Linked DNA regions of Mus musculus: region 1 is linked to region 2. The links are chromatin loops, found by intact Hi-C in ENCODE. Cell type or tissue: left cerebral cortex. All regions are shown on one strand. Each heading gives the region's core, and the rest is flanking DNA. Links, peaks and the distances in the headings are about the cores only. Region 1 holds the start of Gm49415 (a long non-coding RNA gene). Region 2 has its middle 150 kb from the start of Gm25987.

Region 1 (16,231 bases), core at 8,286-10,785, 240 kb before region 2:
CTGAGGCTGGGGCGAGAGTGTCATAGAGGACCCACTCACCAATTCAACATTCATCTGAGGAGACTCCACCTCAGGAACCAGACCTGTGACCATTTTCACAGATTGTCTCAGAAGTTGCCTCTACCATGTGAGCCTTGGAGCTTCTGTTCATATGGTGCTTAGGACTGCTGTCTACAGTTGTAGGAATCAGAGTAGTCTACATTTTCAGAGTGGGTGGAAGCAACATCTTGCTCTGCCGGGAAGGTGGCTGTTGTAAGTTGACTCTAACTTTCTGAAGGGACTGTCACATGGCCTGAAGTGGAAGAGGTTGCTTCAGAATAATGACTTGCTATTGAGTTGAGGAATGAGGCATCTGTTCTCACGGAAGGGGCTACAGTCAGGGTGGAGCCAGTTGCACAGAAGGCAGGAGCTGCTGCAGCCTGCAATGCTGACCGAGTGACAACCTATTGGCTGGGTTGGGTAGTAGTTGTACTTGTTTGGTCTAGTGGAGCCCCTGGGAGGTAACCACTGTGGCTGGGATAATAATAACCATTCCTCCTTGAGACATGGTAATAAAGGAGGGCAACATTTGCTTGGTAATATTCAACTTGGTAATATTGGGATGATTCAGCCCCAGAAGATGCTGGGGTTTGCCACTTAAGATAATGTGGAATTAACTACAGTACAAGGGGGCAAAGCAGGTGACTCTGTTGAAGTTGGTGGTGGAGATGATGGGATCTCAACAGTCACAGGAGGTGGTGAAGGAGTCCATAATGTGGGATCTATTTTCACAGTAGCCTGATGCTCCCCCTTGCCTTTATAAGCAGTTAGCACATTGAGATACTTTCTTGGACACTTCAGTTTTCCATTTATACCCATTTTTTTTCTCTTCTCCAAAACTGTTCCACCAGAAAGCCATAATCTTTGAAACCTCACTAAAGGTGTCAGGAGGGTTCTGTCCCTTCATGGAAGCCTGAGGATCATGAAAGAATAATGCATACACATAAACTGGCTTCTGGTGTTCTTTAGGGTTCCTCTTTTTCTCTTCTTTGGAGCCTTTTGCCTTTTTCCTGTTTTCATTGTCTTCTGCCTGGATGTTGTCTCTGGGTATCATCAAAACCATCCTTGGGAAGTGAATGGCAGGAGAAGGAGTAGCTTAAAGATGATCCTCAAATAACTGGACAGGTGACAAGGTCAAACCTACTGGGAAAGTCAGAGACTGATCAATAGTGATCACATGACGATGCTCTACTAAGTCAGATGTCATGTCCGTACATCAACTGTAGTAGGTGGGCTGCCATTACACTGAGTTCCTAGAGAAAGGTCCAGGTCTATAGTCAAGCAGCCACTCAGAAGTCCCTCCTCCACACCACCACCCTGGTCCATAAAGCCTTAGGTCATGCCCATCCAATATCTGTAACCCATGTTGAGCTGAGAAGCTCCCATGGTGTGAAGAAGAGGGATCGAAGTGGCCAACCACATCTGAGACAGCCAGTAAGGGATCTGAATCCAGGGATGTAGGTGGGATTTCAAATTCCCTATTACTCAAGCTTTGTGTATGAAATGTCTCAAGCCTCTGACTGAAAAGGGTGCAAGGGCCCAGTGACCTTCGGGTGATTATCATTTCCTCTGGGAAACTTTGTCTTCACACCTGTCTTAAATGTATGTATGGTAGCTTTTTTCAAAGCCTCTGCCTTCAAATTTTAATGGCTATATTGCCTTGTGGTTAGTGTCCATTGATTTATTTTTGTACACCTTAAAGCTCACTCTAATGACTTCCTTTCAGGTCTAACAATTTTTAATTTATTCTTTCAATTTTTTTGAGAACCTCATATGTGAGTATGAACATCATTTGTGCTCCTCATTCCCATGTCCTATGTCCCTCCAACCACCTCTCAGTTCATTAACTCTTCTTTAATTATTTTACATATATATGTAAATATAAATTATACATAAATATATGTAAATGGACTAATTTATGTAATATTATATATGTGTGTCTGTGTATACATTAGTCCATTTACTGTTGTTTTTATGTACATGTGCTTAGGGCTGACTGCTTGGAAATAGATAGCCTAATTGGGGGGGGGGGGGTGTCTCATACCTAGAGAAAATTGGTTCTCTCTCTCTCTCTCTCTCTCTCTCTCTCTCTCTCTCTCTCAGCATCCACTGATTGCCTGTAGCTCTTCATTAAGGAATGGATCCTTGTCAAACTTCTTCTATCCTCTTTGACATGTCCATTGATGTTGTTTTTATACAGGTTTGTTTGGATAACCACACTGTTAAGAGTTAATTAGTATAGCTTCCCTGTCATGTCTAGAAGACATTGTATCACAGAAAGCAACCTGGACCTCTGGCTATTATAATCTTTCCTCCCTCTTGGCCATGGTTTTTCCTGAGCTTTAGGTACAGAAGTTGTGTTGTCTTTATGTCAGTTGGGGTTGGGCACTACACAATAATTTATTCTCTGCATACAGACTAGGTGTGGATCTCTGTAATAGTCTCCACTTGTTTCCCCAAGAAATTTCTTTGATGAATGCCACTTATCTGTGGGCATTGTGTGTCAAATCTTCTCTAGGGATATTCAATATATTCATGCCTATATACCCAAGAGAGAGAACTCATCACAAACCAAAGTAATGATTTTACTAATTTCTAATCAGGCGAAGTAATGAAATTTTTATTGGTATTGCTAAGAGGAGTATGGGAGATAGGTAATGTAGAGAAAACAGTAAAGACTCAAAAGCAGCTCTATCACCCAAAATTCCACCAAACCCCAAGTTAAGTCATGAAAGCTATAATTCTGTGATCCTAGATCCTAGAGTTCTCAGGATCCTGAGTTTTCAGCTCAGCAATATCATTTCAGGTGGACCACCATCATTCCATGTACAACTTAAGAATATGCCCCTAAGCTGAAAGATAGAAAAAAATGTGAAGTTCATCATGTGTGATTATCATTGGATTTCAGACTTTCAATCCTGAGTTGCTTGATGCCCAGTGCCTAGAAACATTATCTTCATACAATTTTTATAGTTTTATCAACATTTGGGTCAGTAAGATCTGTCTGTATTAGTTATTCCATTGTGGCCAAAGCCAAATGTATTCCTCTCTCTCTTGTCCTGACATTATCTTGTTGTATGACCTTGCTCAAATCAAATCATCTGCTGTGTTTTCAGTTTGTTTGTTTACAAATGGAGGTCAACATATTTAGACTCCAAAGTCAATAAGAGTTGCCTTCTGGGATATTTGACTCATATCTGAACCTCCATAGCTTAACATGATGCCTCGCTTGTAGAAAGGTGTCAACACTTGTTCATTATTGAATTGTTTTAATTCACCACTTTGCCCATTCATTCCAGAAAGGTTACTAATTGAACACTTCACAGAGACATTGCAAAGAATATACCAAGTAGAATCATTTATGTAATATGTTCAGTGCAAAACTTTGCTCAGACTAAAAATGTAGGACATTATAAATATTTTAAAAATCATTGCTATATATAATTGGAGTATAATTATACTTTCAGAACTAAGTCTTACAGAGACAACATTGAAGGAATAAAATTAATAGCACCAACCTGCCTCATGTTATGTCCTTACTGAATAGTATGTGAATGTCCCTGCTAACCTAAAAGGGTATGAGGTCAGCTTATCCACATGACTTATTCTAGTCCCTGGAGATACTGTAAACAAAGTGCTCTTGATGTGATAGGCAGAGATCTGATTGGCTGGCCACTGGGTATTTGTGTTTTCATCGAGGTTAGGTTAACAGGCTAGCTAGGTAAATCTGTATACCCCTGAAGGATCAGCGTCACTGCTCAGAGTAAAGAGTCTCTCCACTTAGATAGTTTGTAAACAAGCCATAATTTCTCTCCCAGTATGAACCACAGCTGCAGCAGAGAAGACAGAAGAATGAAGAACAAGAGAATGCCAGATAGATGAGGCTCCAGGGTGACATGTATGCCTCTGCCCTCTGGCAATGCAGCATCTGTTTGATTAACATTATCCTCTTCACAGTCTACTTTAGCTTCCACAGTGCTACTCACATTGGTGACCTCTGTCAATACTGCTGCCTGTTAATGGACAAATAACAGAATTGTATGTCATCATTTTACAGAAAAGAAATTAGAGCCAGAGAAAAACAATGGGCCTAGGCCAAGGAACCAAAACCCAGGAACTTGGAAAAATCTAGTTGGGAATGCTCAGAATAGAGCATTTTCACTGTTTTCATGATTTAAAAGCATGAATTTTACCCCGGATGTTGACCATTGAGCTGAAAAACAAGGCCTTCATGCAGAAACCTGAGCAAGTCAAAAGCAGTAGAGCCCAAGGAATCAACAAGCCCAACTTTCTTAAAATACAGAAGGTAAAACAAAATGGTCTCTTCACTTACTGAAATCCAACAGCCAGTTTGCAGTAGAACCTATTCTGTGCTCATATATCCCAGTATGCATAATGCGTATATCCTCACTCATGCTGGTTCTGTAAAAGCCTTTCTGGCCTCTGGCTTTACAAAATCAAAGAGAACAAGACAATGACAGCTTTGGGACATGGACACAGCTCAGCCCCAGACTCTGGGACAGGCTGTGGGTCAATTTGACAGGTTACTATCAAAGAGGGTCTTTATGAAGGCAGTGCTTTGAGCCCCCATCAGCACCATGGTTAGTTCCTCTACCCTTAAGCTGAGCCAAGCTGTATTGATCAGGATCAGTTGGGAAATAAATTACAGACGTTGATCTATAAAGAAATTCAATCTAGAGATGGAGCAAAGTACTGTCAGTATTCCTTATTAGGCATTTCACACCACAGGCTAACCGACACAAACAAACAGGCCCCAAACAAAGGCAGGCTTTCAGGGCAAAGATAAAAATGACAGTATAGTCAGGGAACACAAGTCCAGCAAACATGGTAATTGACTGCTTTTTAATAACCAACAAATGAATCCTCTAATGGTTCCTCTGAGAAGTGAGATTAAAAGAAACTGCATTAACTGAGAGGAACCAAATGAACTTAAACTTCAAACTTGGCTCTTATAGCATTCATAAGAAGAACATGGGATTCTATCAGAAAGTATATTCTACCAAGAATACAAACTTTCCTTTCTTTAATTAGGAGGGAGAAGGGTTGAAGAAATGGGGGGAGTCTTCTGGGTAAGAGAAAAACAACAAAGAGATCGACCCTCAATTTCAAAATTGCTTAGCAGAAGCATTTTTAATTGCCACTTTTGTTATAAAAGATTAAAGGTAGTTATGTCTTCGTGCAGCTCACTTAAAGCAATCAATACATTCCTCAGTAGTTATGTGCAAATCAAATTTTTGTAAATCAAATCCAATTTTAAATGTCCTTAGAGAGCACCATGTTTCAAGGAATCCCTTTAGCAAATCTTTTTATAAGACCTAAAACTATACCCTAATTTATTAGTTTAATTTTTTTCAGATGATGATAAGTCAAGACAATGAAATGTTTCCCTCACTCTGTGTGGAGGAGAAAAGGATGGAAAATGAAATGGAAGCGAAGCATCTTAGTGAACACAGGATAATGGCCAGTGACCCCCCCTGGTGACAGGTTTATAAGCATCATAGTGAGCTTCTGTGACTTCTCCATTCACAGGAAAACACTGAGCAGCAAGGAGTGTTTAACATGAAGACAATGAGAGATAGAAACAAGGGATTTCCTAGACAGAATTTGAAGCTCTGTCTGCTCCAGCCTGTCTCACAGGTTCTCCTTTGAGACATTCCAGAATAATGAATATTTAGGTAGACCTTAGTAACCGCTTGAATGTATTGTGGCATTCATTCATAAATTAACTCATTAAATATTTATTGGGCCTTAAATTCAAGGGGGAACTAGGTTTGAGGGAAACAGGAAAAACTTCACACAGTGTTCACTTTATAGAATTAATCTCCCTGGAAGGGTAGACATAAATAAGTACTAATGCAGACAATGAACACAGGCAATGGATATTTTTGCAGTTGTGATACATTCTAGGAATTTTAACTCTTTCAAGCTCTATGAATTAAGATGGGTCTTCCCAAAAGCTCACAGAGTGAGAATTCACTTCCCAATGCATAACTCTAGCTGCAAGGGGACTGGATGCTTTTGACCTCAGTGGGCACCCACACTCACATTCCCATACTTACACATGTGCACATATAGCTAAAAACAAATGTTAAAAACTAACAGTGAGGAAAGTAGAAAGAGGCTAAGACAAAGAGAAAACACTTAGAGCTCAGTGCATTCCAGTTTGTAAACTCCACATAGGTTTGAAAAGCTTACTCTGGCTTTGTTGTGCAAAAAATAGTAGAGGGAAAGATTGGAAACAGGGTGGAGTCAGGGTGGAAGATGCTCGTTGCTTAGGCCAACATGCTGACCATAAAGAGAGACAGAAGTAGGTTCTGCTGGAAAGCTATGGGGAGATGAGCTAACAGAACTGAGTGGCTGGCTAGATGAGAGTGAAGAGAAGCATGATGTGATGGTTAATCTTGATTTTCAACTTGATTGGATCTGGGATCAAAAAGGGCAAGATTATAACGAATCCCCCCACCCCAGGCCATCAGCACCAGTTTGCGACTGTTGAGTCATCCAACTGAATGGAATGAGTAGCTAGTGGACTCTCAGGCTCTCTGGTGTGAAGACAGCCAATGTTGGACTACCCAGTTTCAAGATATTTCTTGAGCCAGTGTAATAAATCCCCTTTACAATGAATATCCTTTCAATCCATTTTCTTTCTCTAGCAAACCCTAGGTAGCAGAGAGGGCCTCTGCATGTTTGCATTAGAAAAACAGCACTGGTATTCACGGCAACTGAGTGCATCCAGGCAAGAGTAAGCTGGGATGGAAGTATTTGGAATAGTTGATTATTGACATGTTGATGTGGCTTGAAAGCAGTGAAGATGGTTAGTAACTGAGTTATTCTAACCCAGCAGACTGTCTTCATTCTACAGGAAGGCCAGAGTGCCACAGTCCTCCAGTACTGGTTCTCAGTTAAAATATATAGATTCAATATTCAGAGAGAACAAAGTTATAGCAGAGCTAAGGTATTAGGGCAGTAAATGGTCATTAGGTAGTAAGGCATGGTAATACATCTCAGGGGCTGAGTGACAAGAAGCAGTAGTCATAGGAATACAGCTGGAGTTTAACTCCTTATGTTCTCACCCAGTGGCTTAGGCTCTTATGATTATGCCATTGAGTTAATGATAGCATACAAGCAATATAATTGACCTTTGATGCCCACAAGGACTCTAGTGGGTGGCAATGTAATGCCACATCAGAACTCAGAACTTTGGAATAAGTGTTTATAAAATATTAAGTTCCAAGTCTATTTAAGGCATGTAACATACCAGACAGGTGTGATACTCGGCACAACTACTCACCATTGCTGTATTAGGCAGCAAAAGGATGGTCTGGAAAGATGATAGCTGGCGTTTAGTTCTACTTTGTTAGTCCATTAATCCATCTCCTTGGGTTGCCCATAACCAAATGGTACCTGCAACATTAGTGAAAGCTGTTAGGATTAATTATAGGCCCATGTACATAAACCGGGAAAATCCAAGTCAATCCTAGAAATGAAGCAGTTGAAACAGAAGTGCCCTGTTTCCTCCAGTTGGCCAGTGTGAATAACCTCAACTAGGAACTGCCAGTGTAGACACAGACATTGGCTACCAGGTCAGGGGAGGCTGTTGACAGTGAGACAGTATATACGCCACAGCACATCGTGCCACTTACTGTCCTTGACTTAACTCCTTCTGGAATCATTTTGCTCTTGGTTTTTATCTGGGCCTGTAGTTTTTTAGTTTCTATTCAAAGTAGTGACTTTGTCACCTGAAATTTGAAAATCCATGGCCAACTTTTTTTTATTAGATATTTTCTTCATTTACATTTCAAATGCTATTCCAAGAGTCCCCTATACCCTCCCCCTGCCCTGACATGGCCAAATTTTATGCGTGTGAAATTTCATTTTTCTTGCACCTTAGTGATCAAACTACATGCATAGAATTGACATTTCCCTGCCCCTTGGAATTCCTTCTGATGCCCAATTTCCAGGAATGGAATCTACAGATTGTGTGGTCACACTGAAATCTGTAGATACAGGAAGATGGGTTACAGTAAATGGCACTCTCAGAATGACAAGGATCAGAAGAAGACAACACAAGCAGATTGTGGTACTGAATTATGGCAATGTTGAAGCACTAAGAAGATGAACTTACCTAACCAGGTGTCTTCTATCCACAGGAGAGAGGCATTCTCTTCAGACTGAATGCCAAAGTTACATAAGCTATGTAGAGCAACGGGCACATGCCATACTATTTTAAATTAAAGATTCTCTATTGCCCAAAGGCCATGTTTGAGACACATGTTTGAAACAAAAACTACAGGAAAAATGACTTAAGTAGATTTGAAATATCTAACAGTCTATACTCCAGAAATACATCTATTAATTTTACATATGTGCATCAAAAATTCCAGAACAACCTGAAGTGGTATATAGACTTGAGGAAAAATAAATAGTTGACAGGTCTTAGTCTTGTTAAGCCTTCTCAGAGTCCTTTCCTTGGAGGCAAGATTGGCTTTTGATTCTGGTGCCGAGGCTTCATACCTAAGGTGAGGAATATGTTAGCTACTGCAATGGAAAGGAGGGAGCAAGCATGCAGCCAGGCAGCACCTTGTAGAGCAAATAGGGAACTGACATTCTAGAGTCTAAAATTAGAAATTACATCATGCTCTGGGGATTCCATCAGACTGGTATTTGCTGCATTGTCATCACTTTCTGAATAGTCTTAATATTCAGGAAATAATATTCTCTGAGGAAAAGCCAGCATCAAGGTCAAGGTCTTCAGTGTGTCCTGTCTCCCTTCCATTCTGCCACTTCTCCTTTATCACATCTTGCCAAAGCTATTTATGTCTGTGGAGAGTTAGCAGGAAGATCACATATTGTACAGAGAATGGGGTGTTAAATTTATGCAAAGGGAAGCAATGTGTTGTGGCAAAAAATTATTTATTGCATGGCATCTCCCTTGAGGGTTAGTCTCTTGCTAGAGTTTTAAGGATGGCAGCTCTATATTTGTCTTGTGGCAGAGCCATCCTCCTGCCTGACGCCCACTGCCAGTGCCAAGAGCATTTATGTAAAGTCGTGATGCAAACCTGCCACCTTTGGGAGGCACGATCTGGTCTAACAGAGTGTGTTTCCTCAGAGTCACTTGTGTTCTGAAAGGGGTGCGTTTTCAGCCAGCAAGGAGGAAAGATGAGAAAAGTGTTGGGAATCCTGGAATCATCACACATTCCAGTAGACATTTTGTTGAAGTCTGAGGATTTTAGGAAGTGGTGTGCTGTCATTTAGTAAAAAATAATTTAAAAAAAAAAAAAAGCTACATGCCATGTCTAACCCTTGCTAGTATGGGTCTTGGAAAGTTAGTTGACAACTATGAGCTTCTTGTCTGTTGCTTAAATTTGAATATGAAACACACTTCCAGGCTCATGTTTTTAAGGTTTCTTCCCAGCCAGTGGTGCTATTTGGGGAGATTGTGAAAGTTTTAGGAACCATGTAGCAGCTTGTGGAAGCAGGTCATTGAGAGAGAGCCTTCGAAGATTTCCTTGGCCCCCAACTTCTGCTGCACTCTCTGCTTCCTGGTCTGGAGCTATGTGAGCAAGTCTTGACACAGATTTCCACTGCACTGAGCTCACCTGCTCCACCATGCCTTCCCCACCACCATAATGAATGAAGCCCTTTGAAACCACAGCACAAGCAAACCACCCCTCCCTTACACTATCTCTGTCAGGTCCTGCAGTCACAGCCATGCAAATGATAGGGAAAGAGCACTCCTTCTCGTCTGTACTGTGCTGTGAGAGGTGAAGCTCTGTGTCACAGGAAGATGCTAGATTTGGGTTCATTTCTCCTTCCACCTTTAATAATATTAAATACTAATGTAAAGATGATCTTCTCCTAGGAGCATATGACTAACTCTCCTTAAACAGAGATAGCAAATGCTTGGTACACATATCCACACCTTCCTCCTTCCTTCCTTTCACCCGGCATTTCTTTGACTATACTTCTCCTTGAAGACATTTCAGGAGTCTTCTTGACACGGTGCTTCAGGTGATCACGAAAAGTCGGAGGAGATATAAAGTCAAGCACTTCTCCATCTGTGAGCCACATCATGTTCATAAATTATTCTGTTGATTAGTACATCAGGAGCGTGCAGATGGTTTTAATGTACATTAAATGTACAAATGGCCCTCTAGGTGCTTAGAGGACAAGCACTTGTGAAAGATGTGCCAACATATTCTGATTCACACATTGCAATCACAGAATATCGATCTCTGTTTTGGACATTAATATCCCACAGCATATGTTCTTAAGAGGACAACTGTGTCAGCTCATCTTCAGCTTCTCTGGCATGTCCAGGGTCATTGCTGCTTAGGAAGGCAGTATGCATCAGAGGTGAAGGAGCGAATTTTATGGTAAGATCACCTCTGCTTTGTCTAAGTTATATGAATCTGGCTAAGTTAAATAAGCTTACTGAGCCTCGGTTTCCCAATTTGTACAAGGAACACAATGAATGCCCAATGCCAGGCCGGTTGTGAGGATTCTAAGAGATGGTTCAGGTAAAGGACAGAGTAAAGCCACAGGCTTCTTATCTTCAGCTGTGTTTATTATCATTACTCTCATTGCTATCATCACTATCATCATCATTGTCATACCCAATAACATCAAAACAATCAGCACTAATATCACCATTCAGTTCATTATTACCATCTTCACAATCATCATTACTGTCATCATTATCACCAGTATGACCATCATCATTACCCTCATCACCCTCGTCTGGAATTCCATACAAAATGGAAGATTCCAAGAAACCGAAAATAAGTCTACAGAATAATAAAAAAGAAGCTGGGAAAAGCAATGCAACAGAGCACTTACTTGGCATATCCAAGTAGTTCAGACAGAGTTGACAATGTAGTTGATGATACTATAATTCTCACATATTGGCTTCCCTGTCCTTGGAAGCTTCTTATCCTGATCACCTTATGGTTCCTCCCTCCCACTTACTCCACTAGACCAAAGTAAAGCATTTGTATCACCATGGACCTCCCACCGAAGAGCAAAAGCAGAGGCTCAGGTCATCAGGAGCAGACATAAATAAGCAACAACAACAACAAAATGTTTCTTATTGGAAATCACAGTGATCTTGGGTCTGTTGTTACTTTAATAGAACTTGACTGGGCTAAGGTGTTGGTATTTCATCCTTATGACCCATAATCATTAGCCATACAAAGGATATGAAAGAGTTCCTTCTCATATAGAAATTTACTCTGTTAATAACAGCTATATGGAAAACAGAGAGGAATGCCTCAGAGGGTACTGCACTCCATAGCAAAGGAACTATCTAGAAGATGTATTCCTGTATTCACATCTCCTCAGTTTTTAGGAGGAAGTGGGTCAGAGATCATCATCAGGACCAGTCATTGAGTTTAATGTGCTGATATTTACTAACTCAGGGAAAAGATGTATCATACACATTGTTTTCAAACATACTTGACCACAGAACCCAACACATCTCACCAGTAAAATATCACTATCACTCTGCAAAGAGCACCACGTGGTAAAACTGCTTTTTATAAAACATATTTCAAGAAATGCTGTGTTGACAGCCTCATGACTGGAACTGGGTTTGGGTGACATAGTATCTCAGAGGGGTTTTATAGCTCTAAGGGCTTTCTGGGTTAGTCATGATCTGAGCCCTTAAAGAGGATGCCGAAGATGCATTTGCAGTATGGAGGCACTGATGTGCTGGTTACAATGGAGAATTTGACACTCAGGATGAGTGCATCTGAATCTGGCTCCCCCCCCCCCCTTTTGACTTTCTATTTTATCTTGAGAAGCTCAACTCATCTACTGCTGAGGATTCACATCCTGATAATATGTCTAATCCTTTTTGCAAAGCCCATATCCACATCTTTTAGTACTGCCTTTGCGCAATCTTCCTACTTTTACAAATCTTACATACTGGTGAAATTCTGGATTTTCTAGCTCTGTTCAGCAGATATTCTTATTTTTCCCTCATAGACTTTTATCTTTTGACTCATTGACTATTATATTCTTCAGATTTATCTTCCAGCTCTCTAGTCATCTTCTTCAGCTGTGTCTAGCTTGATATTTGACTAACATGGTAGATTCTTAAATTCAGGAACTCAATTCTTACTGTCTAGTCATTCAAGTTTCTTTTTCTGTAAAGTAATACAGCTTTCTTTAAAATGTCTTATTGTCTCTTTATGGTTACTGCTTTTTTGTTCATTTAATTAATAGTTTTAGAATATTCCTTTTGTGTAGTCCCTTTGGACTGTTCTGTTGTCTCAGTGTCTTGGAAGTGTTGGGTCCCCTGTTAACCATGATCATTGAAATTCTCCTGTGGTAAGCCATTGCTCATGTAATTTGTACGTGCTTTTGGTTAATTCATCTTCTGAGAAAGCTAATTTTGTCTTGTGGGAAATGTATGCATTTGAGGAGTAAATCTGTGCTTCTAAGCACTTTGTTTTGTCTCTCATCAAGGGCTGCAGGGATGCTATAACACAAGAATCATGTTTTATACTAATATACTGAGCTGAGATTTCTGAACTTGCATTATGGAGTCCATTTTCCAAATTCACCTGCACTGAAGGGTTGGATTCCGCCCCCATAGAGCACTGTTTGAAGAAGTACTTCCTTTTTAATTCCTACCTTCATAATTGCATTTTTCTATTCTATTTCTTATTAAGGATTTAGGTTCTATTCTAAATTTCAGCTTTCTATAGCCTCAGTTAATACTTCTTGCCTATCATAAAGTGTAGACTATGTATATGTGACATTACCAGGCTAGGCAAATTAAATGTATTTTCTATATTCATTGCTGTCTTCTCTCCTCCAAGGGTGTCACACTCTCTCAACTGATTCTCTATTGTGCTTAGTAATTTTCCTTACTTGGAAACTAAAGTAGAGTCATCCACTTTATCTTTTAAAATTATTATGCTTTACTCATTAATTCTGTTAATTCATGATATAGCTTCAGCATATAAGATTCTGCATTATCTCAGACTGTATACTAGTCAAGATTAGAACAATCTACTCATTAGTCTCTTATAAAACTGGTTCAACATTTTGTAATTCATTGGCTAATATTATGATAAAATAGATCATTATTTTAGTGAATTCAACACACTGTAAAGTATTAAATGCTCAATAAATATTGGGCATTATTATTTTGCTATTAAATACATAAACACTTGGAAAGTGTTAGAAGATATTTTAAAAAACAGTAGTGGTCTTTTCAATCAATGATTTCTAGTTTTGTTTTTGTCTGTCTGTCTGTCTGTCTGTCTGTCTGTCTGTCTGTCTGCCTGTTTGTTTATTTGTTTGTTTGTTGGGTTTGCTGTTGTTGTTTTGTTTTGTTTTTACCTAAAGACAGAGTGGGATCCTGGGAAGAGTCATGGGCATTCTTTCTCTAACACCTCTGAAGTCTTGAGCACAGACATGTGTTTGAAATTGTGTAGGTAGATTTCAGTGGCCAAGAACTGAGTGTGCAAATCCACTACTTTTCGTCAGACCAAACAAGAGTTGAAGGATCTGACCTTAGGGATTTTGTGAGTAATAATTAGACACAGAGGGACTATGATAGCAAGAGAAATATCAGTTTGAAAGAAGGGTAGCAGAGAAGGATCTGTGTTATCAAGGCAGCCTATAAAGGAGCACAAAACCCACCCTGACTTGGGAGTCCTGTGGATTCTGATCCTCACTCCCCTTCTCTCTGTGGTCCTAGCTTAGGAGCCAGGAAAGAACTTGGGGTAGAAGTAAAGTTGGGCCCTTGCATTAGAAGCATTAGAGACCATACACAGCAATAAATGGGCATGAAGAGAATTAGTAGGTCTTACTTAGCCATGATCCTTGGCACCCAACACACTTTCCCAGCTACTGATTAAGGCAACGGTTATTTCATTGCTACTGTTCACCAGATAGACACTCTTGAGCCTCCATCTGAGGTTCGCTTAGACATTCACTTTGAGGGCCTGGCTTCTGTATAATGTTGGATTTCATCTCTGGTTCTAAATGATATAACTTGGTGGTGCTTCAGTGTCCATTTCTCTTTTCTTTCAGCACTCTGAATTCTGAAAGGCAATTTCCCCCATGTCCTCAACTTGTATTTAAGCCACAACTCATTATATTCCCCCCTTAGGTTTTTTTTTCAATTTTTTATTAGATATTTTCTTCATTTACATTTCAAATGCTATCCCGAAAGTCCCCTATACCCTCACCCCACCCTGCTCCTTTACCCACCCACTCCTACTTCTTGGCCCTAGTGTTCCCCTGTACTAGGTCATATAAAGTTTGCAAGACCAAGGGGTCTCTCTTCCCAATGATGGCAGACTACACCATCTTCTGCTACATATGCAGCTAGAGACTGGGGGTACTGGTTAGTTCATATTGTTGTTCCACCTATCAGGTTGCAGACCCCTTCAGCTCCTTGGGTACTTTCTCTAGCTCCTCCATTGGGGGGACCTGTGTTCCATCCAATAGATGACAATGATCATCCACTTCTGTCTTTGGCAGGCACTGGCATAGCCTCAAAAGAGACAGCTATGTTAGGGTCCTTTCAGCAAAATCTTGCTGTCATATGCAATAGTGTCTGCTTTTGATGGCTGATTATGGGATGGATCCCTGGGTGGGGCAGCCTCTGGATGGTCCATCCTTTGGTCTCAGCTCCAAACTTTGTCTCTGTAACTCCTTCCATGGGTATTTTGTTCCCCATTCTAAGGAGGGACAAAGTATCCACACTTTGGTCTTCCTTCTTCTTGAGTTTCATGTGTTTTGCAGATTTTATCTTGGGTATTCTATGTTTCTGGGCTAATATCCACTAATCAGTGAGTGCATATGATGTGAATTCTTTTGTGATTGGGTTACCTCACTCAGGATGATACCCTCCAGATCTATCCATTTGCCTAAGAATTTCATAAATTCATTCTTTTTAATAGCTGAGTAGTACTCCGTTGTGTAAATGTACCACATTTTCTGTATCCATTTCTCTGTTGAGGGACATCTGGGTTCTTTCCAGCTTCTGGCTATTATAAATAAGGCTGCTATGAACTTAGTGGAGCATGTGTTCTTATTACCAGTTGGAACATCTTCTGGATATATGCCAAGGAGAGATATTGCTGGATCCTCCTCTAGTCCTATGTCCAGTTTTCTGAGGAACTTCCAGACTGATTTCCAGAGGGATTGTACAAGCTTGAAATCCCACCAACAATGAAGGAGTGTTCCTCTTTCTCCACATCCTCTGAAGCACCTGCTTCATCTGAATTTTTGATCTTAGCCACTCTGACTGGTGTGAGGTGGAATCTCAGGGTTGTTTTGATTTGCATTTCCCTGATGATTAAGGATGTTGAACATTTTTTCAGGTGCTTCTCAGCTACTTGGTATTCCTCGGGTGAGAATTCTTTGTTTAGCTCTGAGCACCATTTTTTAATGGGGTTATTTGATTTTCTGGAGTCCACCTTATTGAGTTCTTTGTATATATTGGAAATTAGTCCCCTATCAGATTTAGGATTGCTGAAAATTCTTTCCCAATGTGTTGGTGGCCTTTTTGTCTTATTGACAGTGTCTTTTGCCTTAAAGAAGCTTTGCAATTTTATGAGGTCCCATTTGTCAATTCTAGATCTTATAGCACAAAGCATTGGTTGTTCTGTTAAGGAATTATTCCCCTGTGCCCATATCTTCGAGGCTTTTTCCCACTTTCTCCTCTATAAGTTTCAGAGTCTCTGGTTTTATGTGGAGTTCCTTGAACCACTTAGACTTGCCCAAACTCATTATTAAACCACTTTTCCTCCATAATATTTGAAGCCTAAAGAGGCTCTTCTCTGCCTGAAGCCTGGAAGTCATGTCTGGATAGTGTGGCCCACTATGAACATTTAGGGCTTAATCTGCCTCTGAACTCCAGTAAGCTAGTTCCCCATACTCAATCCATTCTGCTATCTTTGCAAAGATATTCAAAGGTCTTTGAATTCTGGACTTACTCCTGTTGACATTTTACAATAATGTATTCTTAGAACAGATTCTGTTGGAATCAAGAAGAAGACAGGATAAAATCAAGAGCTTGGCAAGAGAAGGAATCCTTCTTAATGTAAATGACCCAAGTTTATGGGAGTTCTTAAATGTAAGTCTAAAGAAATTTCTCTGATTTTCTATTTTACCATTTATTTATTTATACTGACATTCATCTACTGGT
Region 2 (16,231 bases), core at 7,170-9,669:
TACCATGCAGTTTTGATCACAATTGCTCTGTAGTAAAGCTTTAGGTCGGGCATGGTGATTCCACCAGAGGTTCTTTTATCCTTGAGAAGAAGTTTTGCTATCCTAGGTTTTTTGTTATTCCAGATGAATTTGCAAATTGCTCCTTCTAATTTGTTGAAGAATTGAGTTGGAATTTTGATGGGGATTGCATTGAATCTGTAGATTGCTTTTGGCAAGATAGCCATTTTTACAATGTTGATCCTACCAATCCATGAGCATGGGCGATCTTTCCATCTTCTGAGATCTTCTTTAATTTCTTTCTTCAGAGATTTGAAGTTTTTATCATACAGATCTTTCACTTCCTTAGTTAGAGTCACGCCAAGATATTTTATATTATTTGTGACTATTGAGAAGGGTGTTGTTTCCCTAATTTCTTTCTCAGCCTGTTTATTCTTTGTATATAGAAAGGCCATTGACTTGTTTGAGTTTATTTTATATCCAACTACTTCACCGAAGCTGTTTATCAGGTTTAGGAGTTCTCTGGTAGAATTTTTAGGGTCACTTATATACACTATCATATCATCTGCAAAAAGTGATATTTTGACTTCCTCTTTTCCAATTTGTATCCCCTTGATCTCCTTTTGTTGTCAAATTGCTCTGGCTAATACTTCAAGTACTATGTTGAAAAGGTAGGGAGAAAGTGGGCAGCCTTGTCTAGTCCCTGATTTTAGTGGGATTGCTTCCAGCTTCTCTCCATTTACTTTGATGTTGGCTACTGGTTTGCTGTAGATTGCTTTTATCATGTTTAGGTATGGGCCTTGAATTCCTGATCTTTCCAAAACTTTTATCAGGAATGGATGTTGGACCTTGTCAAATGCTTTTTCTGCATCTAAAGAGATGATGATGTGGTTTTTGTCTTTGAGTTTGTTTATATAATGGATTACATTGATGGATTTTCGTATATTAAACCATCCCTGCATCCCTGGAATAAAACCTTCTTGGTCAGGATGGATGATTGCTTTAATATGTTCTTGGATTCGGTGAGCGAGAATTTTATTGAGGATTTTTGCATATTCATAAGAGAAATTGGTCTGAAGTTCTCTCTCTTTGTTGGGTCTTTCTGTGGTTTAGGCCTATCTCGTTCCTAGTTGAAAAACCTAACCAGTACAACTGGCTCCAATCTTTCTAGGCCTGTGAGCAGGACATAACATCACACCTTTTCTTCTGCGCAGGCCCTGACCTCCACAGTCGACCACTTCCCATGAGTCCATTCCGATTCTGAATCTCTGAGTGGACTCCAAATCCGATCTGATTTTTTGGAAATGTCCCCCATGGACGTACCCAGAAATATATGTTACTAATTTCTCAAGTACCTCTAAATCTAATCAAGTTAGTAATGCTTACCATTAAGACAAATGAGTTCAATGCCAGCCTGGGATCACATATTAAGACATATCTCAAAAGAAACTAAAAAGATTGATTAGCCATCAGTAGAGAGTCAGAATCTCTCAGCTGAAGTGAGGTCCAGATAGCTGGCTCCCTTAGTATTTAACATCACTGTGTTGTTAACCCCTGTCAGTTCTGTAGTGCAAAATACAAGGGCAGAAAGTGATGGGGATAGAGAAGGGAGGTAGAAAGCTCTTTTCTCCACACTCCACACTCCACCCAAGTTCTTACAGCTGAAGAAGTGGTCTAACAACTGCACTAGAAACTTTTTCATGACCTCCGAAGCATCTAGTTTTCCCCCTTATATTTCTTGACAGTTTCTGAGAAGCTAGGTTGCCCTACAGATATGGAAGATTAGGCTAGCTAACTCAGTAAGGACATTCCATTGTCCTAAGTGAGCCTTTCACCTAAGTCAGGACAGTTTGACTATGTGGGTTCTCCTCAAAAGTCTAGATAATAACAATTTAGCTTTCATGGAGAATAGAAGTAGAAAAAAAAACCCAGAAGGCTGAACAAATAAGAGCAAAAGTCATCATTGCTGGCCTATGAAGAGGACCAACATTAGGATGAAGTAGAAGCCACTAAGGCAGAGTGGAGGACTAGAAGTGTCACTCGGTGACATCACTGAGCTATTTAGGGAGACCTGTGCCTGTGCTTTTCAGTTAAGTGATGAAAACGCTCAACAGGGCTCAGTCTTCTCTTACTTACATCCAGAATTGTCTCCATTGATACGTTCTCCAAGAGTTAAATGGATAAAAGGTGAAAATAAGTAAAGAATCTATGAGGCACATGAGAAAATGTTTATAAATGGTTCTCTGATTTGCAATATTTAAGCATGATGTTCAGCATAGAAAATGGAAAAGAAGGCTTTGGGGCTGAGCATGCCTAACCCTGTAATGAGGTGCTGACATCGTGGGGTGGGGGGAACTATTCTTGTCTCTGGAGGAGTAATGCAATGACTTAATCAGAGATCATGCTCTCGAGCCAGGAAACTTTGGGTTTAGGAGCCAAATCCTCTGCTTATGGAGTATGAGAGCTAAGGCAAGGGACACCTAAGGAATTCTAGAAACTGATTAAAAAAAAAAAAACCTAGATTTAGATTAAGAGTCACCACATTGGAGGGAGAGAGCTCCAAATGGATTTAGACCCTCAGAGCACTCCACATGCTATAACACGCCACAACATTCTACATAAAGAACATTCCTTTTCTCACTGAAAAGGACTAGTCTTCTTGTAAACGGTGTTTTGTGTTTTGACTTCATGTATCAGGTGTGTGTGTGTATACATAGGTATTTGAAGACATCATCACATTCTTTGTTGTTCTTGTTCAAGCCTCTGAAAGCAAAACTGTTGGGGTCAAGTCCTTGATGACACTGCTATTTGCAAGTGAGACTGCTGATAACTAGCCTCTCAGCCTCCTTCTGGCTCCTACTACTACTCTCTTGCCCTCATCTGCCTCTAAACAGAGGAACATGAGTCTCCACCCTCACCAGAGACAGAAGAAAAAAGGCCTGTGACCCAAAATACAAGCCTATCAAACCTTTGAATTCTGGAGGGTCCACTATAAGAAGACTCCATGAGTCAACCTGAATACCCATGGCCATTTCACAGAGGTATCACCTGCATACCTTGGTACACAAATGGTTTACTAGAAATTACTCTATTAGGGACAGGTCACAGAAGAACCAGGTCTTTTTAACTGGAGACTGTTTCAGTATAACCATCCTTTGTCTGCCGTGAGCCTCTAAGCGAGAGAGGAGAAACACAGGGAGTTATGTTGGTGACACTCAGAAAATGAGCAGAAGCAGAGAGTACTATGGGAGACATCAACTTTTTCATTTATTTACTTAACAAACATTGCTTTGAATATCTCTAACTATGCATGAATATAAAGCAGGTCAAGAATCATGTAAAGTTTCATGCAATGAACATTTTAAAATTATTTTTAGAGGTGGTACCCAAGGGGGGTACCAAGGGGCTTCCCCTTCTCTGCAGAGAAAGGGAGGGATAATGGGAGGAAGGGTTTGAAAGGTCAGGCCTGGGAAGAGAAGAAGAAGGGAATCTGCAAGTCAAATGTAAAATGAATTTAAAAACATAAATTAAGAAAAAAAAGAGTGGAGCAGAGACTGAAGGATAGGCCATCCAGAGACTGCCCCACCTAGGGATACATCCCATCAGCAGACACCAAATCCAGACACTATTGCTGATGCAAGAAGTGCTTGCTGACAAGAACCTAGTATAGCTGTCCCCTGAGAAGCTTTGCCAGAGCCTTACCAATACAGATGAGGATTCTCACAGTCAACCATCCCACTGAGCATGGGGACCCCAAGGGAAGACTTAGGGGAAAGGAATGAAGGAGCTGAACAGGATTACAACCCTTTAGTAAGAACAACAATATCAACTAACTGCCCCCCCCCAGAGCTCCCAGGAACTAAATCACCAACCAAAGAGGGACCCATGGCTCCAGCTGGATATGTAGCAGAGGATTGCCTTATCTAGCATCAATGGTCCTGTGGAGGATCGATGCCCCGGCATAGGGCAGTAAGGTGGGAGTGTGGGGGGGGGGGAATGCCTTCATAGAGGCAGGGGAGGGGAATCTGATGGCATTTTCATAGATACACATCGTTGCACACTTTTCTTATTCATCTCTCTCCCACTCTGGCTTCCTGCATCCCCCGGCAGGCATCACTATTGGTAATCTCCTTTCTCTCCCAGTTACTGCATTGCTCTGCCTTTTGCACTCCATTTCTGCTTTCTGTTTTCCCTCCCTTCCCCATTTCTGACAATTTTGTCTTCCACTAAGTGATCCCTTTCCTGTTTTCATGATGTAAGCACACATGCATTCATGCATGCACGTGTATACACATGTACACACACACACATTCAGATTCCTCATACGATAGAAAATAAATAGTATTTCCATTTCTTAGTTTGGCTTATTTCATTTAACAATGGTCATCAGTTCCATACATTCTCCTGTAGATACCACGATCGCATTTTTCCTAATGGCTAAAGAAAACACCATTGTATATATAGCTCATCTCCTCCTTACTCATTTATCTGTTGTTAGACACCTAGTTTGCTTAGCTTTCTTAGTGCAGCAATAAACAGGGAAGTTCAAGTATCTCTTGCACTTGACTGAGAGTCGTCCAATTTTAGTGTTTTGGAGTAGCATCTACACTGACTTCTATACTGGCTGTACCTGTTTGGGACAGCAGCAACAGTGAATAACAGCTCCTCTTTCCCACATCTGCTCCAGAATTTGTTACTGTTTGTTTTCTAAAGGATAGCCATTCTGACGAGGTGAGACAGAATTTTAAAGTAGTTTTAATTTGTACTTTTCTGCTGGCTCAAGATACTGAACGCTTTTTCAAGTGTTTATGGCCTATTTGTGCTTCTTATTTTAGCTGCTGTCTATGCCATTCATTAGCCCATTTGTTAATTGGATGGTTCATTTCTTTGATGTTTAATTTTCAAAGTTCTTCACATATTCTAGACACGAATCTCCTGTCTGATATATAGGTTGTTAATGATTTTTCTCCCATTCTGTAGACAGTCTCTTCACACTGCTGACAATTTTTATCTCTGTGCACAGCTTTGCCTTTTAAATTTATTTTGTAGCAATTTCATATATCTGTATAAAATGCATCCAAATACCTTCACCTCTATTATGTCAACTATCCCCTCTTACTCCCTCTAGCATCCCTCTTCTTTCCCAGAATTCCCCTCCTGCTATCAACACTTTTTTATGACCTACTGGGTTGATTATGGGAGCATGGGTATGGATACTTACTGGTACATGGACAATTTTCCAGTAGTTATACCACTAAAGAAAAATTATCTTCCCTATCTGTCATCTCTCTGTCAACAGCCCCTCAGGGAGGATGGGAGCTGAGGATCACTCTCTCTATCCATGCTGGAATGTTGACAGCTTGATCTTGTGAGGTAAAACACAGTTGCCATTAATTTGTACATACCAAGGCCAGGAGATAGCATTTCATAGCATTCCTAAACATCTTCTAGTTCTTCTGCCCATGCTGTCCCATATTCCATGTTGTTCCCTGAGCCTTGGTGGTGGTGGTGGTGGTGGTGGTGGTGGTGGTGGTGGTGGTGGTGGTGGTGGTGGTGTGTGTGTGTGTGTGTGTGTGTGTATTAAAAACATCACATATAAGACTGAGAGAACTTAGCTTTTCATAAAAGCTCCTAGAAACTAGGAGATGAGAGCTCTCTCAAAAGAAAAATATTTAACTCCAAATCTGGCATTTCTGGAGTGCCATGCTGGACACTGGGACAAGTGTGATAAGTTACTATAAATAGTAATTTAGTGATCATACTGCTAAAGGATGGATATAATAACCCAGTTACTAATTGGTACTATAGAAATAAAGGAATCAGAGCTTAGAAAACTCAGATGGTGAATGGGTAATGAATAAAAAATAAATAAAACAGTACTTCTTTACATCATTTCAAAGCAGAATTAGAGTTCAGTGTGGAAACAGAGATTTGGGAGCCATCATGACCTTCTTGATTTCCTTTGAACTCCTCATTCCACTCTTCATGGCTTCCCAACCTATGGAAGCCTCTGCCAGGCTCAAAATCTCAGTCTTCAGTGATGTCTCAATGCCAGGAAGGGAACAACTACATATGCTAAGCAGAGGCGCTAACCAAGTCTCAAGTGAGCACTATTTTCTCGCTGTCAAGATTTCAGATGCAATACCACTATCAAGGGTCCTTTTTATTCATTTATTCATGTGTCTGTCTGCCCTTGTAGACCATGAATGCCTCCCCATCAAACATTAGGTCTTGTTTACCTCTGTGTTTTTAATTGCATTTGAAATAAGTCTCTGTCTACCTTATAAAGAACATTAGACAGAAATAATGGAAATGGAAAACTGATCCAGTGATTTCTAAGAGCTGTGCAAGCTCCTACGGCTGAGAGTTGGCCACATAACCTACAGCATATCTTCACTATGTCAGGCACATGCTGAACATCCAAACCACATCCCTTCCCCCCCCCCAAAAAAAGAAACATGTGATACCAGAGACTTCTGTACTGTGAACAGGATGCCAACACTCATTCTGTCATGTCCTACAGGCATTACCCTCACACACACACACACACACACACACACACACGTGCGCGCCCTTGAGCCTCAGAAATCTAGAAAGCCTTGTCCAGAGAAACTCAAATAAGGCCACTGTAAGTGTTCATCTCTGATCTAGAAGCCTGGGATTCTTCCGTATATTAGCTGATAGAATTGTACTATATAAAATCCGAAGCTTCTTCCAGTTCCTAAATCCTATGCAGACCAATAGGATGTCAAGCAAAGGCCATCTTATTAATTCAAATCTAGACAAGAAATTATCCTAAGTATAGACATGTTTTCCATTCACAGGAAGAGTTAAGCAGAACTCAAGCTGTTCAGGTTCCCTTCTTCTTGGCCAAGCACGACTTCCTTGCAGAAGACTTGGGTAAGATTTTTTTTAAGCTTCCAAAGAGGCTCAAAAGACTTTTTGGGCATTTATCTGTTCTTGTATACCATATGGTTTGAATTTAGTAGGAACAAGTCAAGAACAGAAGAATAAGTTCTTGTGCCAAGCACTAAGTAATTTATAAAGTTCCAAGAAAATGAATAGTTTAAAAATTGTGTGTGTGTGTGTGTGTGTGTGTGTGTGTGTGTGTGTGTGTGTGCGTACGTGTGTGCGTGTGTGCGTGTGTGTGTGTACACATAGTGGACATATGCAAGAATGCAGTGTATGTTCTGAACGTCTGATGTATCAGGTGTTTTTTTTTACAGAACAAAACATCCTGAAACTTAGTGGTTTAAATCAGGACCTATTCATTCACTTTCATACTATTTTGTGAGTCAACCATTAGGCTCAGGGTCAACTAATGGTTTTTCTAGTTGTAACCCATTCTGTCTCTACTATTTAGACTGCTGTAGGTTATCTTGGCTTTAGGAAGCCATCATGGACCATGACTTGGAAATTTACACCTTTTCATGATGAAGAACTGAAGACTGCTACTAAGGTATGTTAGAGCAGGAAGACCCTATCAGCCTCACTTTGATTTAACCCCACATTTTTAGGCAAGAAAAGGAAAAAAGAAAAAAAAAGTGAGGCTGTTATCCTGTTCTCTGCTCCTCCATTTACAAGGCAGACTTTTCTCAAAAGTCACACAATGAAATGGGGGCAGGGGAGAGAAATAGGAAAAGTATGGTTCCTGGCTCTGTAGGCTAACCACCTTGTGAATCACAGTGTTTCCTGAGTGACCAGCCCCTGCCACCTCCATGGGAGAAGGAAGAGGGCATCATGTATTGGATTTGGCCTCCATCCAGAAAGCTCAATGGACTTAGTTACATATGCCCTCCTCTGACCTCCTTAGTCCTTCAAGGGTAATTAAGTAGCTCAGTGTATCCTCTGCTTACACTTGGTGCTGAAATAATCACATACACCCAAATTGTTAGTGACAAAAACATCCCTGGAGCACGAGTGCACATAATCCTTCCTTAACTCATTTTTAGTTATTGGCAAATGTGATGCTTCAAAAAAATGTCAGGCCCCAGAATAGGTGATATACTCATCTGGTCAGTTCTTGTGACATCCTCAGAAGAAATGTCTTTCCACAGTGGTGAATACAATATAACATCCAAGTATATACACACAGTGCAGAATGATCCTTCTGAAATTGGCAACCCCGAAGATATCTGAAGACTTCCTAAAAGGTCCAAGAAACTAGGAGATAAGAGCCTTCTCAAGAAGAAATAAATTTAACTCCAGCCTCCAAATCTGGCAATTCTGGAGTGTCATGCTGGACACCAGGCCAAGTGTGTGAGTTACAAGGATTAATCCTTAAATCCTCGCCTGAACTCAGGGGAGGGAGGTGCCACTATTATCACTGTTGTGAGAAAATTGAAAAATAAAGGATTAAATAACTTTTTGAAAGACACATAGCTATTAAGTAATCAAAATGAAAGGGTTTAGAGTGCTGTTGTAAACTTTAGGAATGGGTTTTCAGATGTATATGGTTATTATTAAGGCCAAAAAAAAGTAAGAACTCTTCCCTGTTGGGAAGAGTGTGATCCAGTGTGTATTTTAATTTGATGCGTTCCTACACAAATGGAAAATGGCAAAGGATTTTGAGGAGAGGCTACAGCAGTGCTGGAGAAAATATGGCTGTGCTCCTGAGCATGTGGAAACACATTCACAGAGTCTTCTTTCAGGTACTGCACCTCGTCTTCATTTGGTGCTTTTTTTTAAGACAGGGTCTCACTATGTTGCCTTGGCTAGCATGGGACTCCTTATGAAAACCAGACTGGCCTTGAACTTACAGAGTTATACTTGCCTGTACCTCCAGAGTGATTATCAACTATTCTTGACAACACCTCTTAACATAGGCATTTATCATGTCAGCCATTTTTTCATACAAAGGCACCAACAAACCCATAAGGGATCTCTTACGTATCTGTGTAGGCACTGTGCATGACTCAAGTCCTAATCCCATTCCAGTCTGCCCCAGGAGAACTGGCCACAAACTAAAGATGCATCCACTCCATGACAGCTTCTCTTAGATCTGGCCCCATGGAAGCCCACCAGGAATATTCTGATCATACTCCCTGCTCCATCCCAAACAGTCTTAGTTATACTTGCTGTTCTTGAATAGTATGTAGGAGTGTTCTCTTTCAGTTTCTAAGAAAGTTCTGTTTAGATGAAAATCCCAATGTTAGCTTAGCTATGAATAATGCCTCCCTAGAGTCTGTACTCACACAAAAGATTCCTTAATGCTATTTGCCTTCCCCTCCACTCAGGGATATTATTGGAGAGTAGGAAGTACAGGTGAGAATAAATTTAGGACAACACCTGAGGATAAATACTCTAGTCCACCCACTCTTACCTCCAGCTCTACATAATTGTGACAGAAGGTTCTGGAAAACTGGGTATAAGGTTCTGGAAAAATGGAAGCAGAAAAAAGGGAAATGCATAAAACAGACTAAATTTCCAAAGTCATGTGGGAGTTCTGATCCTACAGATGGCCTATTACTGAGATCACCCAAACGCCTCAACAGTCAAGCCATTTTCCAAGACCTTCCAGCACCATCTTAAAATTCAGAAGCAACTTTTCTGAAATATCTTTTCTAACATTCTGTTCCTTAAGTTGACAACTGAAAAAAAAAAAAAAAAAGACTAGAGGAAGTAAGCAAGATGGCTTTGCAACCCCAGGGCAACTATTGTACTAGACAAGCTGCATGGATAGAAAGATTGAAACTAAGGTTAGGCCGACCTATGGTAAATCCCAGCCCTACCTCAAGCGGGCTGTGTGTTCCAATAGGACCCGTCCCTCTACCCGCACACACACCCCCATTCAAGGAAAAAGACCAAATTGAGATTGGATGCTATTGTTCTAGGAATTCTCATGTTTATCTGACCAGAACTTTATTTGATTATAATTTTATATGGTGGACAAGTTTATCCCCGTGACAAGTTCATGAACAGTGACAAGTGAGAACATCTTGCCATACTTGATCTGTCAGTTTCAGGGGTCCTGGTCTCACAAATAGAAGTCAGACAGCTCCCCTTGTTTGTTTGCAGGATGGATATAAGAATGATATTGTTTTCCCCTCACTATCTCCCTTTTATTTTTTATCTTGGAGATATTCGGGGTAGAGAGCCATATCTAGTTAGGTGTCTTTTAGAGAGGCATTGGGCCAGTCTTTGGAACTAGGTCACTCACAGAATGCCTACATGCATAGATGTGGAGCCTTCTCTGATTATTTTTAGGCTCTTTGCTTCAGTATCTGTCTCTATAAAGTAAAGACAACACTTGCTTCAAATGAATAGTGTAAAAATTAAATAAAAATAATAAACACAATTACTGTCCATCGGTAATTCCCATATGCTCCCTTCCTCACCGTTGCCAGAACGCTCAGGATCACGTTGGGATCCTTCAGCTTGGGCCTCAGATATTCCATAATTCATGCAAGTCTCTCAGACTCTACAGAGTCAACCCAGTATGGCTGACTTGGAAGTGACTGGAATCCAGAAGACACAATGGAAGTGTGTATGGTTTCTTGATGCAAAAGGTTTAGAATCAACCAATATCATTTCAGTCACATTCATGAAGTGAGAGAAGAGAATCGTGAATATTGAAGAGTAGCAAGATCTAAGTTGTGAGAGGGCAAGAATTGCAAGAATTGGGATCATCATGTGCAATTAGTCTATTCCTTAGCAGCTGTTGTCCCCTTAACTCACATCATCACACACAGCTTCAATCCCACACCATACTAGGATCAACGTTGGAGCTGGGTTTAAGTTAAGACAATTCTACTTTAAGAAAAACAACAGATTTGATGAAACCCGCAAAAATCATCCGTAGGCAAACCTCCTGACACCTGCTCATGGTAAAAATGCCCTCTCTTCCCCTCATTATCCATGGTAATGGTAAGAATGCCGAAGGGGTGTCAACAGCTTGATTTTAAAACTTCCTAAGTTTGGTTCTTCAAGACATAGAGCTGCCTCCTTAATTAGTTCTAATTAGACTCATGGTTCATGTTAGGTCGCAACAACCCCAAAGTTGGGTAATTTAAGGATCCACAAATCAGTTGCATAAAGCCAGCCTCCTGGTTGCCTGGAGGTTGGTTGTTCTCTCTCCATCTCAGTTGTCAGGTAGTTGCCTGAACTCCAAACATAGGTTGATCTAAAAGAAAGGGGGAGACTCTGAGCACCATGCAGGCCTCAGGCCTCTTCACATGAACGGTATTAACTTCCTTCACTTCTGGAAGAGGACAGCACAGGCTAGCTTTAAAAGAAGGCCTCTGGCATCTTTGTATCTGAAATCTTTGAGGCACCTATACTTTGTTACATCAAAGACTTATTGCCACAGGCACCCAACTCAGAAGACCTTGAAGACCATCTGACCAAGTTATACCATTTTAGAGAAGAGATGGATAATTAAGGACCAAGAAGCAAAATGTTGCACCCAAGGATACACAGCAAATGGAATCACAGGTAAAGCTAGAAACCAGATTGAAGGTGCCACAGTCACCAGTCGGACTTAGGTGTAGTCACAGCTTTCCCAGACACAGCTGTGTGACCTAAGACAAGAAACTAAGTTCACTGATTCTCCTGCTTTCAAAAGGCATGGTTTATTTTTGTTAAGGAGTCATTGTAAGGCAGCACACATCTTCTACCATTTTTCTGGAACATAGTAGGTGCTCAATAGGTATGTAAAGATAGAGAAGGAGCTTAGAAGAGAGCTATAGGTATTTTCTAAATAAAACCAGACAACAGTGGCTTTTCCTACCACCCATGAGTTCTTCCACTGAAAGGCAATTTTCACAGGGAGCTGACATAAGGTTGTTCTGTATTTTCAGAGCCTGGATAAGAGGACAATATTCAGCCATGTCATTGGAACAGTGAATTATGCAGGTACAGTTGGTTCATTCTTCCTGGAGAAAGTGAGAAACTCAGAAGATTTACAATCAATGAAGCTCTTTCTCCCTCTTTCACTAGATTAGTGCTTAAATAAGGCAGGCAAAAGACTTAGAAAGTCTGGGTTGGAGCACCAGGTCTGTCACCCATGGGGCATGTAGTCTTAAACATATCATTTAACTTTCTTGCACCACTATTTTCCACTTATGCAAGGAGGGTGATATAAATATGACTTCCAACAAAGGAGAATGGATGCTTGTTTAACACCCAGGCTGACACAGCCTGGGTACCCGTCAATAGGAGCTGCAGCACAAAGAATTACAGCCTTGCTTCCTAGACTCCCAAGGTAGGCTGAGGCCAGCTTTTCAACCTGGCATCCGTGGGGAGCTCCTCTATGGAAACAACCACAAACGGACTCCAGGAACCCTCCCAGCTATCTTGCTGTGTCCGCCCCAGCTCCAAGACACAGAAACCAAGTCCATTACAAATAAAACAGTGGTCACAAGTACATCTGACTCAGGTCAAAATATAGGAGACAATGCAGTGCCAATGGGCATTTAGTTGGGGGCCTGGGGCATTCTTATATATCATGTGGCCAACTCTCCAGAGTCAAGGATATGAGAAACCATGTTAGTGATGACGCTTTCTCAGCTGTGCCGACCAGCAGGAGGCAGTATCCTAATCCACGGCTTTACTTCAGTGACTCTGGATCCCTAGGTTCTGGTAATTTATTCCCTCTTTTCTTCAACCTTACCCTACTTTCTTTGTTATGTTTTCTCTTTTTTTTTATTAGATATTTTCTTTATTTACATTTCAAATGTTATACCCTTTCCTAGTTTCCCCTCCAAAAATCCCCTATCCCCTCCCCCCTCCCCCTGCTCACACCAACCCACCCACTCCCATTCCTGGTCCTGGCATTCCCCCATACTGGGGCATAGAACCTTCACAGGACCAAGGGCATCTCCTCCCATTGATGACCTACTAGGCCATCCTCTGCTACATATATAGCTAGAGCCACAAGTTCCACCATGGAACATCAATATTATGTTTTCTCTTTTTCATTGTTCACCAAACCCAGAATGAACTTGCAAAAAGGCATCTTCATCTCCATTTTAAATGCAAGTAGATCATCTCTGGAAAAGGAAGCCATGTACCCAGGGTCTCATGGGTGTCATTAGTAGTTGAGTGACCTTTAGTCATGCATTATGTGAGACCAGGGCCCCCTCTCTACTACACCAGGGCCCTCTACAGAAGGTTTCTGCTTCCTTCATTCTCCAACCCTGTCTTCCCTCAAAGAAAACCACCTAGACTATCCCCTTCAGGTTAACTCTCAGAAAAAGAATTATGAAGTCAAAGTTCATATATAGTTTTTACAGCTATGGCCTAAAATGTGTGAAGGTAAATCATCCCGAGTCTTAGGCTCAGGGAAGAAGCATGAGTTGCAAGCCCACAAGCATTGTAAGTGAGGGATCAGAACTGTGGACAACCTTCTAATCCCAATGGCCCTGTCCAAAAATCTAGGGCTACTTCCCCAGCATGAACCCTACAGCTGTTCACACCAATGCCAGAAGCCTCCTGATGATGCTGTGACCCCAAAGCCATCCCTCAGGCTCATGCATGACAGCTCCCAGGAAATAAGAAATGGACAGTGGCATGTTGGTGGAAACAAGTCACAGCAGGGAAATGAGGCTCCATGGAATTAGGTCCTAGATTGGCCATGGAAGATCCAACATCTAATAAGTTCTCTGCTTTATAGTAAGCCCCGACGGCCTCAGGCAACAAGGAACAATTATACAGTCTACACACCACATATTCTCACAGAAAATCCTGTGCTTAGACTGGTGCTACTACCCCCTTTACCCACTTATTTTGTCCTGGCCTTGGTTTCATTATCTGAAAAATGAGGTAAGAATAACAGGTGGTTTATTGTCACAAAGATTAAATGAGATAACATATGAGAAAGTGCTGTGACTGTGCTCAGTATGTCATTAAGGCTAATAAATATCACTATCACAATGCTTTACAGTTTACATCCATTCTTCACATATATGACAATCACAATTTGGGTAAGAGGCAGATCATGATGACCTATGTCTAACTCCAGATGATGTATGAAAAGGAGAAAAAAAGATCAAGTCTGACTCCTCTGGCTTTCTGTGGACTTACCTGTGCTTCTTGAGTGGCCAGATATCTCTGTTTGCCAAGAACCTTGTTGGCTAAAGCCTAATCACTCCCTCCTTTGCTCCCAAGAGCTTAGCAGCCTACATCACAGGCATAATATTCCATTGATAAATTGTCTCAGAGTCAAGGGGGGGGTCCCCCCTTTTTGTTCTTTAACAATTCCATACTTGTAAATAATGAATTTTAGTCCTTTTTACCCCTTACTCTCCTCATCCTCCGCTCTCTCCTGTTGAGATCCTTCTACTTCTTAGCCAGTCTCCCACCTTCTTTCGTGTCTCCTTCCTGCATGTGACCTACTGAGTTTAATTAGAATTGCTTGCACAAATGTGAGGCGAAGGTTATTTACTGAAGCATGAGAAACCCATACTTGTCTACACCAATGAAGAAAACGGTATCTCTTTGCCCAGCAACAACAACAAAATAAAACAAAACAGAAGCAAGCAAACAAAAAAAGCCAATAATCTCCCAGAGGGAAGTGGGACTTGATAGCTCCTCCCCCATATTGGAATAAATCTCGTGTAGGTCTTGCATAGAGATCCACAACTGTACTGAGATCATGGGTACAGTGGTCAGATCATATCCACAAGAAAACATTTTGCTAGATATCTCCATACCCTCCGGATCGTACAATGTTTCCTCTCCCTCTTCCAAGATTAGAGCCAAACATAGACTCAAAACATGATCAAAAGCTTGTATTCTGTAATCTGAGTGTGTCAATGTTAGCTGGGATTTCAATCTCTGTGACCTTCAAGAGCCTTATCTAAAATGAGGACAAATTAGAGCTCACTTCATAAGGTGTTGTGAAGGCAAGAGAGATACATATAAAAATGTGTGGCTGGTGAGGGGTGAGTACTTTATATTCAGACAATGACTTTAGGGTTTTGTTTCGTTTTGTTGTGTGTGTGTGTATGTTGCTTTAAATAATTGCTTACCCAAAATTTTCTCTGGAATCCTAGTTTAGCGAAAAATCAAAGGATGAAAGACTCTGAAAGACCCACCAGCCTCATAAACAGTCACCTTTAAACACACAGTCAGCTGGAGCTCCAGGCAAGCCTTGGTCATTACAGGTGCCAACGGAGAATGTTGACACCACTGAATTTTGCCCTCAGCTTTCTTTAGAGTTGCTGCTGGTGACGGCTGGTGATTGGTGACAATTTTCTTCCACTCCAGGATGTGCTAAATATTTGCAGTTGACCAGCATTAGATGGAAGTCTTCCATGGCTATATTTAACCTGGACTATTACAATTCCAGCAGAAGGAAAACTGCCCATGACCTTGGATGGCCATTACCCTTTGTTAACTCTTTCCTGGTTAGCCTGAATCTCTAGCTTACTTTACTCCAAAGATATGCAAAACAAGGGACAGAGAAAGTACTAAGAGAGATAAGTTTTATACCTACATAAAGCTCAGGAGAGCTTAACTAGAAATTCTGCAAGGGCACACCTAGTGATCACTCTTGTTTCATTCATGAGAAATCCAGTGCACAGAGAGGCTTAGAATTGTAGTCAAAGTCATAAAGCAAGTAAACTGAAAAGTCATTTATTGCCTATAACTTATACCAATTCTTCTTGCCATACCAAGCTTATGTATTTCTGTTCAATGGAGTCCTTAAAGGCACATTAGACTCCCTCATAGTGTTTCCTATGTGACTTAGCATGACCCAGCAACACCTGGCCCAATGTCTTGCACCATGGCTTCCAATTATATGCAGAACCTGTGATCACTACAGCACTAGAAACATGGCTTCCTTACCCTCACTGGCTTCACACATAGGCCCACCAGGCTTCAGGCTACAGACTATTATTGTGGCAGTTTATGATGAGCAAGGAAGATGAGAATATTAACTCTTCCTGCCAGGTAACTTGTGACCAATGAAAGGAGGGGACCAGGAGGAGCAAGTACCAAGTTCCTTTCCCATCATCTACTCATGTGGCCCTTTCAAAGGTGTTCCACATAGCTCAGAAATAGCTAGATGTCTAAGTCTTTCCAGGAGGGTAGCTTGACAGATATCATGGGAGAGTCAGAAGCCCCAAACTCAGAGACATTCCTTTGTCAATCCAGAGCAGACTAATGAGAAAAGAGTAGCGGCTCTTTATGGCCATTGTTGGTTATTATTATTATACAGAGCTACACAAGGTCATTTTTATGCAAGTATATTATGCCCTTTGAGTGTATTCCCTCATGTCTCACTATCCTT

Evidence for each region. A loop is a pair of places that touch in the nucleus more often than their neighbours do. Peaks named below come from ENCODE experiments on the same cell type or tissue, not always from the same donor. Only the 100,000 strongest peaks of a DNase experiment are listed, where the experiment ranks them.
Region 1: a loop joins it to region 2, with 7 times the contacts of the local background. A loop is called at or near these places in 2 of 42 quality-filtered maps.

Annotation. Positions count from the first base shown.
Region 1 is chr15:68,747,874-68,764,104 of GRCm38, reverse strand. Gm49415 (a long non-coding RNA gene) reads right to left here and starts at 8,819. Exons shown (of 3, transcript XR_003951645.1): 1 at 8,186-8,819; 2 at 7,352-7,464; 3 at 3,260-4,052. It also overlaps the pseudogene Gm18930. In left cerebral cortex, for the core only: no CTCF peak of the experiment used is centred there; DNase peaks (open chromatin) are centred at 9,074 and 9,478; H3K27ac peaks cover 2,167 bases.
Region 2 is chr15:68,511,601-68,527,831 of GRCm38, reverse strand. No RefSeq gene overlaps it. Among named protein-coding and RNA genes, the nearest start is that of Gm25987, 150 kb to the left of the region's middle. In left cerebral cortex, for the core only: no CTCF peak of the experiment used is centred there; DNase peaks (open chromatin) are centred at 7,197, 7,901, 8,128 and 8,991; H3K27ac peaks cover 2,420 bases.